Linked DNA regions of Mus musculus: regions 2 and 3 are each linked to region 1. Evidence: chromatin contacts called from ENCODE Hi-C or POLR2A ChIA-PET data. All regions are on one chromosome and are shown on one strand. The core of a region is the stretch at or near the end of the contact, and the rest is flanking DNA. Distances in the headings are between cores, read along the strand shown.

Region 1 (3,265 bases), core at 111-2,610:
CACTGTATTATCAATAAATAATAACAAAGCCAAACCAGACAAGCGCTAACAAATTCACCAACATTTTTGTTCCTGTGCGTTTCCTAAGGAACAGATATTGGGAGTTCCGAATATAATTTCACTCTACAATGGAGTCTCATGTCAAACATCTTAGAACGTAACCCAAGCAGAAGAGCGCTGGACATTCTCTGGGGGCAGCGACTTGAACTCTGGGTATAGGCCGAAGTGGAGAGTATGCTCGCTCCTCTCTAGGCTAGGGTCTTTAGGGTTTGAGTACAACAATTGCAGTATTGGGGGTTTTCTACTCCGAGGCTATAAGGTGTGTACTGCTTAAATCAGAACAGTGTGGAGTGTGTGGGGAGGGAGGTGCAGAACGTTATTGACAACTAGATGCCCATGAAACAGTGGATTTTGGGGGGCGCCATGTAACACCAAGCTTAGCTTCATCTCTTAACTTATCAGGCCCATTCTAGGCCTTCTACATGTGGGAGTCAAGCAATTTTACAGCGATCTTGTACCTGGCCATTCTGGGATACTGTTGAGAACACCCGCTGTGAGGTAACAGGGAGTCACTAAACATGTTTTTGGCTGGTCCTGGGACGTGATAAAGAGGGACAGTAGTTGAACTGCCTAGCTGACTTGCTGTGGCATGCTGGAAGAAGCCTGTTTGGTGACCCGTGGTGATCTCCATCCAGGTACTGTCAGGGTTTTAGATCCCGAGCAGAGGGCTCGCCCGTCCGCCCTCCCTCCCATGGGCCAAACTGGCTCGGGGAACACAGCAGCGAGCAATCACAGCGACTGTTTTGGATTCTCCCGGACGGTCAAGTGATGCTCAGCGAATCCTCCAGCAGCAACCAAGCCACAAACTGAGACAGGAAAGGAGAAAGGAGAGGAACACCCCTTGGGGGGTAAAAAGGAAACGAGGGTCTACGGGACCGACCGGCCGTAGGCGGCGGAGGGGTCCGAGGCCCGACCCCGGCGCGTCCTGGCACACCCTCTCCCGGGCGAGCGGCGCGGGTGGGGTGTCCACGGGGCCGCCGGGGCGCTCCGAGTCTTTCATTCATTGTTAGCGGAGGCTGGGGTGTTCCGCCGCGCCCCGCACTTCCTCCGGGAAGGCCCCGAGGGCTCCCGGCCCCACCCCGGGCCGGGCCACCATCCGCGGAGGGCCGGCCGCCCGGCCATTGTTCGAGCCCCACCCCTGCTGAATATTCACGCGGGCGGGCGGCGAGCGAGCGAGGGCGAGGGCCGGGTTCCGCCCGCTCTCCCGGCGGAGGGGGCGGGGGAGTCGCTCGCCCCTCCTCAGCGGCGCCGGTCGGTGCCCCGCGTCCCCGCCCCCGCCCCCGCCTCCCGCGGCATCTTTGTCTCGCGGCCTCGCGCTCGCTCGCTCGCCGCGCTCTCCGGCCCCAGCTCCGGGCCGCTCGTGCAGGCGCGCGCGCGCGGGGCGCCGGGGCCTGAGGCGGCGGGCGACGCCCGGGGGGCGGGTGGGGGCCGAGGGAGGACCGCCAAGCCATGGTGTGAGCTCCGCGGCCAGCGCTCTCCGCGCCGCGCTCCGCTCCGACCGGACGACAAGCCGCCCGGGCGGCGGCGGCCTGCCCGTGCGGCCCGAGCCCCGGCGCCGCCGAGCCCCTGCCCGTCTCTCGCTCTCTCGCCCGCTCCCGGAGCGGCGACCCGGGGAAGATGGCGAACGACTCTCCCGCGAAGAGCCTGGTGGACATTGACCTGTCGTCCCTGCGGGTGAGTGCGGCCGCGCCCTGCGCGCCGCGGTGGACACGGACACCCGCGGGCGCGGCGGCCCCTTTGTCTGCCGGGCGAGCGGGCGGGCGGGTGCCACGGCGCTCCCGGGGACCCGGCGGGGCGAGCCTTTGTCACCGCCCTGCATCCCTCCCTCCGCCCTCTCGCCCTCCTCGGTTGGGGTCCCTCTTTTGAGTTGATAACCTCCCCCTCCTCTCTCTCCAGGACCCTGCTGGGATTTTTGAGCTGGTGGAAGTGGTTGGAAATGGCACCTATGGACAAGTCTATAAGGTCGGTGTGGGGCGCCTTTGTTCCCCGTGGCGTGGAGAAACTTCTTAGGGGACGAGGGAAAGGGTGACGAAACGCTGCTGACTGCAGGCCGTGCCGCCTGGCCAAAGTTGGGAAAGGGGGTTTCGCCTGGCTTTTCTTTTTTTTTCTTTTTCTTTTTTGTTTTTTTGCCTGTGTTCAGACTGGCCTTAAAAGACCTCATTTCCTGGCTTTGAGATAAAGGAAATAAGCTACACTGTTAGGCATGCACTTGGCTTTAGCAAAATAGAAAAGGAATTTTGTGTTCGAGGGTGACCACAGGGTCTCCCCCCAAACCCCCTTTCCTCCAAATCTGGCCTTCATGCGTTTGCGTTTGTCCGTGAATTAAAATTCGGTGTAGACAGGCCTTGCCTATGACTCCACTCAGCCACTGCCTTGGTATTCTTGAGACATGTCATCGTGCTTCTGCCTTCGGAGTGCTTGCCGTAGGCTCCAACTTGGGGAGGCTAGCGTTACCTGGTACTGATTTTAAAGCTTGGCCAGCATACCCTGTTCTAGTGGACAGTATCTTGGGGAAGCGGGCGGGGGAGTGTGCTTTTGGGCCACGGGAACAGGAGGAATTACAGTGTGGGGATTATAAAATGTGAATTCCAGGAATAACCTTTGTGACAGCTGTGTAATTGAGATGGCTGGGAGGAGAGAGAGCAAGGAGTAGAGAGGATGCCAGACTTCACACCCGCCACCCCTGGTCGTTCTCTCTCTTTAAATTTATCCTCCTCCCTGGGCTGCAGATGAAGCTGAGGAATCTGTTGGCCTGTGTCGCCGCGGAGCTGGCACCTAAGGCTGTGAACTGTTGTTCATTCTGTTTCGCTCGCTCGGTCTAGAAGGCGGCTCAGGCTCCGAAGTGTAAAAAAAAAAAAAACACAAACAAAACAAAGCAAAAACCTTTACGTTCGTTCGGTTTCCTGATTTCCTTCTTGTTGGTAAACGGTTTTCTGGAATTATCTTTGCTTGGGGAGTTTTCTAGTTACTGGGACTGGGTCAAGGTTGAGCTACACACACAGAGAAAAATTATCTTATGAAGGAGGGCTTTGTGGCTCACCATGAAGAATTGTCATTGTTTCCCTAAAAATGGGGGTGGTGGTTGAAGCTGACTGTAGACATTTTCTGAGGCCAAATTAAGTGTGGATTCTTTTGTCCCTTTTCAGCCTTGTGAATAGGGTTTATGTGCTCAAGATTGCTTCTCCGGGGCTCCAGCTTCCCCCTC
Region 2 (3,602 bases), core at 312-2,811, 170 kb before region 1:
AGCTCCTGTCCCCAGAGACTAGACAGAACCAAGGCGAATGCCTGTCTGTCATTCCAGATCTTGTTACCCCACTTAGATTGTGTAATGTTTGTGTGTGGGGCGAGCACCAACGAGTTCCTGGCTTATTGTTGGACATCAGAAATACAGGTGACACTGTGACTCTTGGGTTGACTACTGGTTTCTGTGAGTTGTTACTTCCAATGGTTGATGCTACACAATGCAAGCATTACCTCATTTTAGCCCAAAGCTATTGATGCCTATTGATTAGAGGGCTCAGGAAGTAAGGCTGCAGGTCGAAACAGGGTCAACTTCACACCTTCTATGCCTCAAGGGCCACCCACATCATGTGATCAAGCATGTGACAGATTCAAACTTTGATTAGTTACATGCCAATGCAGTGACATTCTTAGAAGGTTTATCCCCCAGCCCAAGCCTTCTTAATGAGCTAAGTATGCAAAGGGCGCATGACTTTTTACCAGCATAATATTTGTAAAACTACCTAAGTGCTATGTAAAAGTACACTTAGAGACCATTTTCATTTCAAAGGATCCACAGCAACTGACATAATAAAAACTTTTACTTGTAGCTGAAGGGACAGCCTGACCCATGCCTAGAACTCTCCCAGATCAGAAAAGCCCCATCGCTGTCTGATTCTGGCTCAGCATTTCTGCTGTCTTACACCGATGCAAAGAAAATAGGTTTGAATATTTCTATCACATAGAATTTCAGTTCTTTAAGCTGCATCTTAGGCACACAACACTCCTCTGACGGAGAATGCATCTCTTATATCTACAGCGACTTCTTTTTCCCCCTTCAGGCTAATTGGTCTCTAGATTATCCAATTAGTCTCCATTCACCTTCTAAGAGGGCAGCAGCTGGGCTTTATCTGTGCACAAAGCCACCTCTGATGATCCTGGATGCTTAATTTTGTCCAATTCTTGCAATTATCCACGTTCAGTGGATGGACCCAGGTGCCCCCAGGCAATGATAGGTTTTTAAATAAACCTAATGAGCACAAGGAATGCATCGGGTCAGAAACTCACAGTGTAGCAGGCAAATGAGCAAAGGGGCCATTGCAGAGAACAGCCAGCTTGGACTGTCCGTCTGGGCCTGCAAGACACTATTTAAACCGGTAGGCTGCAGACTTTCAAATTATAGTGCATTAAAATTCTCACTGGAGAGAGTCAAAATCATTCCTACATAGCACTGTACTTTCCTACTCTACACTTTGCTTTTGACTAGTTGGATGTTGCCCCAATTGAGATCAATAGGAACATTGAAACTAACAATATCCCCTCCTCCCCACCAGGTCTTACTATGTTGTGTAGGCTATCCTGGAACCCCTGGGCTCAAGTGATCTCTTTGCTTCAGTCTCCTAAGTAGCTAGGACTACTTAGGACTACAAGGTAGTAATCTGGGGCACCATAGAGACACCCACTTGTCATAGAGGTCTCTTTCCTTTCTCCTGTTCCCCAAGGCTGTACGGAAAGCTAGCTATGTGGTGTAACAAACAACATTATCTTCGGAGGAACTCAGAGAATTCGAGGAATGAGAAGAAACTGCCCTCATTTGTCACAGAAAGCGGAGCCCATTGCAACTCAGAGTGTATTGTATTTGAACTCTGGCACACCGGAAGCAGACTTCTCCGGAAGGCTAATAGAAGATCAGGCAAGAGAAAACTGGGAAGCACAGGGCTGGCAGGAGCTTAATGAGCTGTTGCGTAAAAGCTGTCAAATAAGGGTGCGTGGGGTGGACAGTTAGGCACCGTCTCAAATTGTAGCTGCCCACAAAAGTGTAAGCCTTTGTCTACTTTGTTGAGCAATTTTTTTTAAAGAATGGGTGAAAACCCACCCTAAATCGTTACTTTAGATGTGTGGAAATATTTTTAAGCATTTTAAGGGTGAAAGGGTTAGTTTGTAAAAGTGGGGCACAGTTCTTCGTCTTCCTCTTGCCTTATGCTGTGGGTCACTCTGGTACGAACACAGACAAACAGCTGCTGGCTCCTGTCATCTTGCATGGAATCATCTCCCTGTGCAGACCCCACCATGAAATGAGTTTTACTGAGGCATCTTCAAACCGCACATGTGTTTGAGATAGCTTCCTGTTGGTCATGGGATGCTCCCACTAATTACCATTGGGATTCCTCCGCAGAAGGAAGCCGGAAGGAGGCATCGTTTACAAGGGCATCTGCCTGAACTCCGCTGGAGAACAAAGGTACACGAATCCCAGTGGATGTCTGCAGATGGTTACAGCAGAGTGGGTTTTATAATCCCCGCCTTCGCAAACAAGCCTGTCTTCATAAATGCTGCCAGCGGTAAGACCCTCACAAGGCCATGCCAAGTGGTAAATAGAGGCCGAGTCTTTGAATTGAATGGTGGGTCCAGAAGAGTCTCTGATCTCAGATTTATGTATTATATTTGGAACATTTGCATAGACATAATGAAATATCTTGGGGACAGGAGTCGAGTCCAATCACAAAATTTACTTATGTTTCACATACACCACTGGGTTGATTGTAAGTGGTCACACCCTGGTGTGTGAAAGGTCTCCACTCCTGGCATCATGTGACCGATCAGAAAGGTTTAACTTGTGGCCCCTTTCAGATTTGTGATGTCTGGATTAGGTGTGCTCAGCTTTCGTTGTCAAGGGCAACTTCTTTTTTTGTTCTTTTTGGTTTTTCGAGAAAGGGTTTCTCTGTGTAGCCCTGGCTGTCCTGGAACTCACTCTGTAGACCAGGCTGGCCTCAAACTCAGAAATCTGCCTGCCTCTGAATTAAAGGCATGCACCACTCCTGCCCAGCCAAGGTCAACTTCTTAAATAAAGTTTTCATACATCATAGCTGTGCCAGACTCCTGACAATGTGTTCAGAGCCTTTTCCAAGCAGACGCAGCTAGACCTCTCTACCTCCCTCTGATTACACTACCCGACCACTCATTGTGGTCATGGTTCCCAAAACTATGCCCAGGGAAGCTGGGGGGAGAGGCCACAGAAGCCCAGTTGAGGGACCAGAAAGGACAGATGCCTAAGAGGTCTTTGGTTCTATGTAACCTAACTATCCCTCCTAAAGCGAAGGACCGCATGGGTTCTCTGTGTTCCCTGGCAGACTGACATTCCACTTGAGCAAGCTTGCTCTCTTTTTTGAATGGATGGACTTCTAATATCTGTTGTTTCTCCTCTACAGAGAAAACCCTGAGATAATCTTATACCAGCCCAGAGGAGCTGTCTTAGTAAGGGTTGCTATTGCTGTGATGAAACGCCAGGACCTTTTAAAAAAGCAAGTTGGAGAGGAAAGGGTTAATTCAGCTCACACTTCCAGATCACAGTCCTCACTGGAGGAAGTCAGGACAGGAACTCCTGCAGGGCTGGAATACAGAGGCAGGAGCTGATGCAGAAGCCATGGAGGGGTGCTGCTTACTGGCTTGCTCTGCAAAGCTTGCTTAGCCTACTTTCTTATAGAACTTGGGACCACCAGCCCAGGGATGGCACCACACACAATGGGCTGAGCTTCCCCCGACCCCTATTGATCACTAACTGAGAAAAGGCCTTACAGTTGGATCTCATGGAGGCATTTCCTCAAATGAAGCTCCTTCTTCTCTGATGAC
Region 3 (3,186 bases), core at 475-2,974, 250 kb before region 1:
CAGCCGAGCCTCTTCCCTAGCGTCAGGCAGTAGATTTCTAATTGTCTGAACTGATTTGTTGTAAACCTAGAGATTAGCTTCATACTTAAAGTCTGTATTCTCTAAGGTATATGTTAAACGTGTAAAAAGTCTTTGAACCCTGGGAATACAGAACTGGCTTAGACTCAGATGTAGAAAGAGAACAAGATCATTGCCATTATTAGGATAAAGTTGTCATTAGATAATTTTTGAAGAAGAAGAAGAAAGAACTTTCAAGCTCTGCCCACCGAATTTCTTAGTTTTGTAGATGTTTTGGCCAAGCTGGGGTTAGTGAGACCCAGAGCTGTGGCAAGAACCAGACTCCCACACCGCGGGATACATAACAAAGCCCTTCCCTGCACAGATTCAACAGGGGCTGGGCCCACAGCTCTGTTTACCAGACAGGACTAGAAGCTTTCTGGAGGCTATTCTTAGGGAATACAGAGCCTCGGCCCCTCTCCATGCCATTCTGGGTGGAAGGAAGCAGGATAAAATGTGAATACAGTTTTGTGGATCGAAAGAGACGAACTGCAGCTGAAACAGCTCCTCCAGCTGTTACCTTTTGCTTAAGCCCTCTTTCTAAAAAACCTGAGTTCCATTTTTTTTTAAAGTGTAAATGTCTACCGGAGTGTGGATGGCGTTCCTCTTCCACACCCACTTGGTGTGGGAGGCGGTGCCAGAGTCTGTCTGCAGGACTGTCGGAGCCTGCAGGGAGCTGGGAGCTGGATGCGCCTCATCTGTGATTCCAAAAGCGATCCTGCCTACGTTCCAGGTTTCCAGCTTGTCACTGTTTATCTGATCATCTCTTTGGCCATTTTAGTACACAGGGATTCAATCACTAACCACGAGACTGTTTCCCAGCTTCTCCTTCCTCCCCACTCACATGCACTTGGCCAGATGGACCGACCCATGCACACGCTGGTTCCGTTATTCACAGGGCATTCACAGCCTATGAACCTGTGAAACCGGAGTCGCCCTGCGTCCTGGAAGGGAGACGCGCACCGCCCCCGCGTCCCGACCTCTGGCTTACCTTTTCGTGGGTGGACACAGTGGCCAGACAGCCCCAGGAGCTAGCGTGGGCTAGGGAGCGGGCGGTGCCGGCATGCACCCTGGGGCCAGGGGATGCCTCAGATGAGCCGCTCTCCCGCCGGTAGGAGAACATGCCACGCGCGGCCGGTGCGGGCCTGGCGCGGGCGGAGCCCCGAGGTCGCAGGTGCGTGTCCTCCTTGTGCGCCGAGGCCGGAAAGCTCTGCTGCCAGATGCTACTCGAGTCCTCCAGCAGCGCGGGCAGCGCCTCCTCAGTGGATGCACTGTCCAGCTCCTCATCTACCTCGTTGGTGACAGCCCAGGACACGGAGCTCACGATCACGTAGCCGGCGGCTGGGGACAACAGGGCGCTGCAGCATAGCAACCAGGACAGGCGACTCCCTGGCCAAGCAGGACGCTCCCTGCCGGACAGCGACATCTTCTTGGAGGCGACGCGCCCTGTGGCGGGGACCACTGACCAAGCAGCGGCCAGCCAGGGGCGCCCCCCTGCGGCGGAGCGTGCGTCGGAACCCTTCTCCTCGTGATAGGATTCCCGGGTTGAGGGTCTCCAATCAGTCCGGGGGCCGGGGTTCCCTATTGCCTTACACTCCCGTAAGAAGCGAAGTCTGCTGCACGACCAGAGTCCCCTGCGTCCACCGCCGCTGCTGGGCGCAGAGTCCACGCGTGTCTTGGTTTTCCGCAGGATGGCAAGCGTTTTGCAGCCAGAGGGTGGGCGTTCACAGCTCAGGCTCAATGCACTCCTCCGCTCGTCAGCTGTGCGACTCTACCAAGCTGATTAACTTCTCTGAGCCAACAAGAAGGGCATCACCAGGCTCAGTTATTGCACCCCATCACCTCCGCAGAACCGGGAACCACAATACACCCACATCTTCCATCACTCACCCAGTCAGCAGTGTCCTGCGGTTAGCGACACAGACTAATAGAACTTTATTGTTGTTGGGTGTTTTGTTTTGTTTTTTGTTTTTTGTTTTTTTTTTTTGTTTTTTTGTTTTTGTTTTTGTTTTTTTTCGAGACGGGGTTTCTCTGTATATCCCTGGCTGTCCTGGAACTCACTCTGTAGACCAGGCTAGCCTCGAACTCAGAAATCTGCCTGCCTCTGCCTCCCAAATGCTGGGATTAAAGGCGTGTGCCACCTCTGCCCGGCTTAATAGCGTATTTTAAAAACCATCTTGTTCCAGTAAGAAGTTTAATAGATATCAAAATAACTTCAAAGTAATTATAATTTCTTACCTGTTCTTATGATATCCAGTCTTTGTCCCACCATGGAATATTTTCTATCGCTTATATTCCTAAAATGCAAGAGTCCTGCACTAACTGGTTCTATAAGAAAGTATCTTGAAATGGGATTTGAGTTTTTCCTACATGTCTTCACTGTGCCCTGCTGTGAAACTCCTGTGACTCTTCCTGGATGCCTGGATGTCAGCTGTGAACACAGCTGGTCTCTTTCTCTTTGCATGGGAACTTCTTGTCTCTCCCTGGATGCCCCTGGCTGCTCTTTCTCTCTCTCTCCCCTCCCCACCCCCCACCCCACAACCCCTTCTCTGCTCTCCGTCTGCTTTGAAACATTGATGGTGTCTTCAGTTTCTCCCCAAGACATCTTGTTTACTCTCATGGCTTCTGCTGTTATCGGCTGCTGCTCTCTCCCCAGCTTCACAGACCCTCTTATCCCCTGTTTAGGGGAAAGATGTGTTCCATGGTCTTGAGAGGCACAATGGGGAGTCATGGAAATACTACACACTGCAGCCAGGTATGATGGCACACACCTGTTATCTATCCTAGCACTCGACAGGTGGAGGCAGGAGATTCAGGAGTTCAAGGTCAGACTTAGCTAGGTAAGCAAATTTGAGACCAGCCTAGACTACATGAGACACCACCTCAAGATCCACCATAAAAACCAACAACTCCTCCTCCCTGAAATACAAATTAAAAATAATCCAGATCTTGTCCTATCATGTTCTGATTGTGGGATAGTGGCATGTCACTGTTGCCTCTACAAAATGGGGACGGTTACATCTCCCCCACCGGGGTTTGGGTGTCAAGCCTGACATCTCTAGTTTCAGGGGAGAGCTTATCCTCAGAGGAAAAAGACGATGAATGTTTCAACCTCAGGAAAGGAAAAGG

What was found. Hi-C counts contacts between places; a loop is a spot of excess contacts on that map. ChIA-PET counts read pairs that join two places held with the same protein, here RNA polymerase II (POLR2A).
Region 2: a loop to region 1 is called in a map of v-Abl transformed pro-B cells, with 2.2 times the contacts of the local background. The contact joins the enhancer-like site here to the promoter of Map4k4 in region 1. A Hi-C loop is called at or near these places in 2 of 37 maps with a recorded cell type or tissue (both v-Abl transformed pro-B cells).
Region 3: a map of left cerebral cortex shows a loop between it and region 1 (6-fold over the local background). The contact joins the promoter of Creg2 here to the promoter of Map4k4 in region 1. A Hi-C loop is called at or near these places in 1 of 37 maps with a recorded cell type or tissue (left cerebral cortex). POLR2A ChIA-PET finds 5 or more read pairs at or near these places in 1 of 5 experiments (embryonic stem cell).

What each region holds. Positions count from the first base shown.
Region 1 is chr1:39,899,553-39,902,817 of GRCm38, forward strand. It overlaps Map4k4 (mitogen-activated protein kinase kinase kinase kinase 4), which reads left to right and starts at 1,361. Exons shown (of 32, transcript NM_001252200.1): 1 at 1,361-1,734; 2 at 1,957-2,022. The coding sequence starts at 1,678.
Region 2 is chr1:39,730,095-39,733,696 of GRCm38, forward strand. No RefSeq gene overlaps it. Among named protein-coding and RNA genes, the nearest start is that of Rfx8, 11 kb to the left of the region's middle. Within about 2 kb of position 1,562, at least 1 of the 3 ENCODE cell types and tissues checked has a DNase peak (open chromatin) inside an H3K27ac peak, as active enhancers do.
Region 3 is chr1:39,649,458-39,652,643 of GRCm38, forward strand. Creg2 (cellular repressor of E1A-stimulated genes 2) reads right to left here and starts at 1,725. Exons shown (of 4, transcript NM_170597.4): 1 at 1,049-1,725. The coding sequence starts at 1,483. D930019O06Rik (a long non-coding RNA gene) reads left to right here and starts at 2,011. Exons shown (of 2, transcript XR_001778897.2): 1 at 2,011-2,812.